Linked DNA regions of Mus musculus: region 1 is linked to region 2. The links are chromatin contacts, found by POLR2A ChIA-PET in ENCODE. All regions are on one chromosome and are shown on one strand. Each heading gives the region's core, a stretch centred on a gene start or an enhancer-like site at or near the end of the contact. The rest is flanking DNA. Distances are from core to core; before and after follow the strand shown. Region 1 holds the start of Sf1 (splicing factor 1). Region 2 holds the start of Snx15 (sorting nexin 15).

Region 1 (2,700 bases), core at 192-2,691, 240 kb before region 2:
AAAGAGGAAACTGGAATGAGGCCCACAAAGCATTGGAACTCAAGCTACAAGAGTACACAACAAATCTCTTGCTACACATTACTGTGGGAAACATGCCATCCTTCAATATGACCATTCTTACTCGTGGAAAGATCAGTTTTCCTGACCAGTGGACACTTGTCATCAGAACTCTGATTTATTACATTCTTCCCTACATTTACCACACAAGGTTTTCTACTTCTCAGATTACAGGCCCAGAGAAAAAGCCTTTTAAAACAGCACGGGGAAAGCTGGTCACTCTGAGAACCTTCTAGAAAACAAAAGGAGAAAACCTTTAATAAATGATCGAACTCAAGCATCCCTAGTAGCCTTCCGAACTCGCCTCACTGTGAAAGGAGACACTCCTGCCACGGGGCTGCTAAAAACCATCAAGGGAGCCACTCACACCACGTCGTCCCGTGGACCTGACTCTCCTGTCCTCCATAGCAGGAGCTCAGGGGGCAACAGGTGGCTTCTTCCAAAACTACCACAATTGCGCCACAAAGCCTGAACGCCTCACTGCGTCTGCGCGAAGAACGCTTCCTCCCGCCCTTCTGGTTCTCGCGGTGCGCGTGCGCAATCGAAGCCTCCCAAACCAGGCCGCGCGTTCCCCGTGGCGCGTCCGCCCGGGCCTCCCGTGCGCGCGCGCGCGTCCTCGCCGCGTCCAACCGCGGTGGCGTTGCCCCTCCGTCGGCCGGTTCGGTTCGCCCGACGACTCTCGCGCTCTATCGGCCCGACTCACCTCCGCCGCCACCGGGCTGGCCCGGCTGCTGGTCCTGGCGCGGAGGCGACCCTCGCTGAAAAGAGCGGCGGCGGCGCGGGGGCGGCTGCTATGGCGGGTACGAGGCCGGGGGCGGCGGCGGTGACGGCACCGCCGCTAAGGACAAGGCCGTGGTTAGGGCCCCCGGCAGCGGCGTCCCGAGCGCCAATAGGCTGGGCTTGAAGCTGCCTCTGGGCCCAGGAAGTGGGGAAAGGCCTGGTAGGCCCAGCTTACCCAGCGGCGTGGCGTTCGCTCCGGTCGCCATGGCGCCCCAGGGGACCGGCAGCAGCGGTTCCTCGTCCTCCGCGGCGACTTCTCCTTCACGAACCTTCCGGGAGCTGGAGGTGGGGGGGAGGGGACCCGACTACGCGGCTGAAGAGCGCGGGGAGCCCGTCCTCTCACGCGGCGGGCGGCGGCGGCGCCAGACGCACAAAGAGGGAGGAGAAAGGACGCCGCGGGGGCGGGCTCGGGGCGGAGGGGCCGCGGCCTGGATTGGGCCGGCCCGAGGTGAGGTCGGAGGCAGCGGCCTCCGATTGGTGGAGCACTGGCTCTTTTCAATATGGGTCGGGATTGGCCGAACCGTTAGGCCCGGCGACGAAATGGCGGCGGGGCCGGGGGAACTGGGAGGTGTCGCAGCGCGCACTCCTTGTTACTGCGCGGACTGAGGCCAGAGTGGCAGGGGAATAGGAGGGGGCAAAGTCTGTGACGTGAGAGAACGGCTAGCTCATTGGCTGAAACCGATGGAGGTAAGCGCCTCGGCGTCGTAGTGCCACACGATTGGCTGAAACGATTCCCCTCCCCCAGGAGCCAGCCGCTCGAGAATGGAGAAAGCCGGGAGGAGAAGCCGGAACCAAGGCGGAGAGCAGGGGTGCGCATGCGTAGGGAGGGCACGCGTGTCCCCGCCCCCTTCCCCAGAGGGGCGGAACGGAGGCCTTAAGTGACGTTAGTCATTGTGCTAGAGGTAACTAGGGACCGCGGCGAAGGGGCGGGCTCGAGCTGACGAACAGGATACGTCGAAGCTGCAGGTAGAGTAGAGAAAGACTTCCTGTTTTCTCTGAAAAATAGTGTTACGAAATGGCTCAAAACTAGGGTAGTTGGTGGGTGTATTTAAAGACTTTATTTCATTCCGGTACAAGGTAGCCAAGTAGCCTGTCACCCGAGAACTTGAAAGGCTGAGACAGGAGAGCTGACATGAGTTTGGGGCTAACCTGGGGTACAGTATATCTGTCTCAAAAAATCCAGGTTCAATGGCACATACTAACTCTTGTAAAGGAAAAGTCAGGCGCTCCAAGTCCTTCTTGGAGAGGGGAGAGAAAGTCATTTCAAAAGTTAGTCTAAAAGTGTGCACTTCCAGGGAAATCTCAATGCGTTGGAAATTTGTTTCGGGTACCTTAAAATTACCCATAAAAATGGTAGGGAACTTGTAAATGAGACTGAGGCCAAACATTCCTTCCCATGAAATAAACATGAGAGTAATGAAACAGGTTAGCACAACATAATAGAACTGGGGATAGATAGGGTTCTCACAGAGAGGTTATTTAGACCCAGTAGGGGAAACAGTGTTTAATATGTAATTAGAGTGGCTAGAGAAATAGCAGATAAGACCAGGCACTGGCTACTCTTCCAGAGTCCCAGGTTGGATTCCTAGAACCTAAATGGTGACTCACAACCATCCGTAACTTCAGTCCCAGGATATCAGAACCCTCTTCTGGCCTCACAGGCACTGCATATATATGGTGCACAGACTTATATGCAGACAAAACACCCATATACATAAGACTAAGTAATCTTTTAAAATGATGTAGAAAAGTAGACATGTAGACAACAGAAGGTTTGGAGTAATCTAGGAATAAAGAGACTACAAAGATAAGAAACTCAAGTATGGTGGATGGTACAAGTCAACAGACTATGACAGGTAGGGA
Region 2 (2,700 bases), core at 68-2,567:
TTATTATATGTAAGTACACTGTTGCTGTCTTCAGACACCCCAGAAAAGGGAGTCAGATCTCATTACAGATGGTTGTGAGCCACCATGTGGGTGCTGGGATTTGAACTCAGGACCTTTGGAAGAGCAGTCAGTGCTCTTAACTGCTGAGCCATCTCACCTCAGATTTTTTAATGGTTCTTTTTTTTAATGATTTATTTATTTATTATATTTACATATTTACATGTATTATATTTACAGCACACTGTAGCTGTCTTCAGACACCCCAGAAGAGGGCGTCATACCTCATTATGAATGGCTGTGAGCCACCATGTGGTTGCTGGGACTTGAACTCAGAACCTTTGGAAGAGCAGTCAGTGCTCACAACCGCTGAGCCATCTCTCCAACCCTTAATGGTTCTTTTATCCACTCTTTCCTATTTGAAGATGGGATTTCTGGTAGTGGTGGGATGTGCTGCAATCTATGTTTAGTGATAATCTTCCACACCAATTTGGCCTTGATCAATTGGTGTTGGGTTTTCGCTATCCCTGTGTTGTGCCAGCATGCCTCTTGATCTGATCTGTTACAGAAGATACTGTGTCAGGTACCACTTTCCATAGATGAAAAACTAGATGCATGCAGTTACAAGAGGGAAATGTAATGCTTACCAAGGATTTCAGCATTTGGGAGATGGAAATTGGAGGGTCAGAAATCCAAGGCCAGCCTCAACTACATAGAGAGTCTGAGGCCAAACTGGGCTACATGAGATCATCTCAACGTCCAACCTCCCCAAATTTGAAGCAGTTAAGGGGAATTCAAATACGTGTAAGTGTTGTGATTTCAGAGCCTCTGTCACTATCCAGTTTTTTCAGCATCAGAAAATGTCAGTGTGTGTCGTTCCCCCCACCCCCCAATCCGCACAGGGAGGCAGGGAACTTGGCTCTGCTAGGCACATTTTGAACACAATAAAAGTTGCATGGGTTAGACCCTATGCCAAGCACCTGAAGTTCCAGATACTCAGGAGGCTTAGGTAGGAGAATATTTTAAGCCCAGAAGTTGGTCAACACAGCAGAGATCTTAGCTTAAAATAATTCATAAATAAGAGGCTGGATGAGTGTAAAGAAGATAAATAAAGAAACGTTTCGGAGGTCTGTAAGGAGGGTTTACGTTAGGGGGAAGTGGGTTCAATCACATGCCAGGATGCCAGCTGGTAAATCCTCTCCCAAACAACCAATCCTTAGTCTCTACCTAGAACTCCGCTTTACCAATGACCTAGAACTTGTCAGACACTCCCTTAGCCACGCCCCCAAGCCAAGAACGGTTGTGTCACTTGCGACTAGGTCCCTGGGCCTGAAGAAGGGCGCAGGCCGGATCCTGGCAGTGGCAGTAGGCTCAACACGCGGGGAGCGGGGGCGACGTGCAGGAGGAGGAGCCGGCGACCGGCTCCGCTGTCATGTCGCGCCAAGCGAAGGATGACTTCCTGCGACACTACACAGTCTCGGACCCTAGGACCCACCCCAAGGGTTACACAGAGTACAAAGTAACCGCTCAGGTGAGGTGGGACCCAGCGGGGGAGCATTACCCTTTTAAGCAGCTCCGGATCCGTGCTGTACCTTAAAGGCAAAGAGCTTCAAGGAGGTCGCGGTTTGGCCTACACAAATAGATTTCCCCTTTAAGAGGCGCCTGAGACAGAAGATTTAAGGCGCCTCACCTCCTGGGGCGGGGCTAAGGGTCATTTTTTAAAGTCTGTGGAGCTTGGCTCTGCGCTTGGCCCGGTACCCCCTCTCTGTTGTTGGTGATGTCTAGATGCGGTCTACGAATTTCTCAAAGCAAGAAAACTCCGGATTAACCTAAATATTCCTTCTCTAATCGCTTAGAGTAACTTTTGGTAATTTTCCCTGCTTGATCCGTAAAAGCCCCACCACCACCTTTTTATTTATCTATCTTTTCTTTTTTTGAGACAGCCCTGGCTTTTGCGAACTCACGATGTAAACTAGACTGGCCCGGAAGTCACCGAGACCCTCCTGCATCTGCCTCCCAAGTGCTATGATTAAAGGCGTGCACCACCAGGACCAACTATAAAAAAAGCTCTTTAAAAGTTTAAATGTATGTGTGTGTGTATATACACATATACACATATAATTTTATTATACTATTTATATATTATATATATATAATTTGTGTGGTTTTAAAAACTCACGCAAAAAAAAAAAAAGACTGGTCTTAACAGATAAGGAAGTCAATAAGCTGAAATTGGTGTTTGTAACAATAAAACTTAGAATGAGCTCGTAGAAACATCAGCATGAAAGAATGCTTTTAGAATTTTACCCAAGGTAACTATGGAGGTCTCCAATGGGAGAAACCGGGTTGCTGCGGAAAGACTGACTATATATTTTCTTGTACTTAAATTTTTTTCAACTTGGCAACTGTTTGATTAGTGGCTTGTCGACTGTTAAAAGGAAGCAAACACATACAAGTCGCTCCCAAAGCAATCTAAGTCAGAGTCTTAGATACGTCAAGAGTGTTCCGGGGGTTTACTTTTTCATGCCAAAAAATACAAATATAATAATTGTCTCTAGGAAGATGCCGGAGGGTAGAAAGGATGACAAGGCATTCAGAACCCTTATGTCTTCCTGTTAGCCTTTTAGATCTAGTCACATGCCTTACACATGCATAGAGTTGTTTTTTTTTTCCAGTGCTAGGGTTGAACTCATGGCCTCCCAC

What was found. ChIA-PET counts read pairs that join two places held with the same protein, here RNA polymerase II (POLR2A).
Region 1: POLR2A ChIA-PET joins it to region 2 with 14 read pairs in embryonic stem cell. The contact joins the promoter of Sf1 here to the promoter of Snx15 in region 2. POLR2A ChIA-PET finds 5 or more read pairs at or near these places in 2 of 5 experiments (Patski and embryonic stem cell).

The regions. Positions count from the first base shown.
Region 1 is chr19:6,362,431-6,365,130 of GRCm38, reverse strand. It overlaps Sf1 (splicing factor 1), which reads right to left and starts at 1,441. Exons shown (of 13, transcript NM_001110791.1): 1 at 1,013-1,441. The coding sequence starts at 1,043. Gm14966 (predicted gene 14966) reads left to right here and starts at 1,421. Exons shown (of 3, transcript NR_168058.1): 1 at 1,421-1,524.
Region 2 is chr19:6,126,877-6,129,576 of GRCm38, reverse strand. It overlaps Snx15 (sorting nexin 15), which reads left to right and starts at 1,317. Exons shown (of 8, transcript NM_026912.2): 1 at 1,317-1,528. The coding sequence starts at 1,430.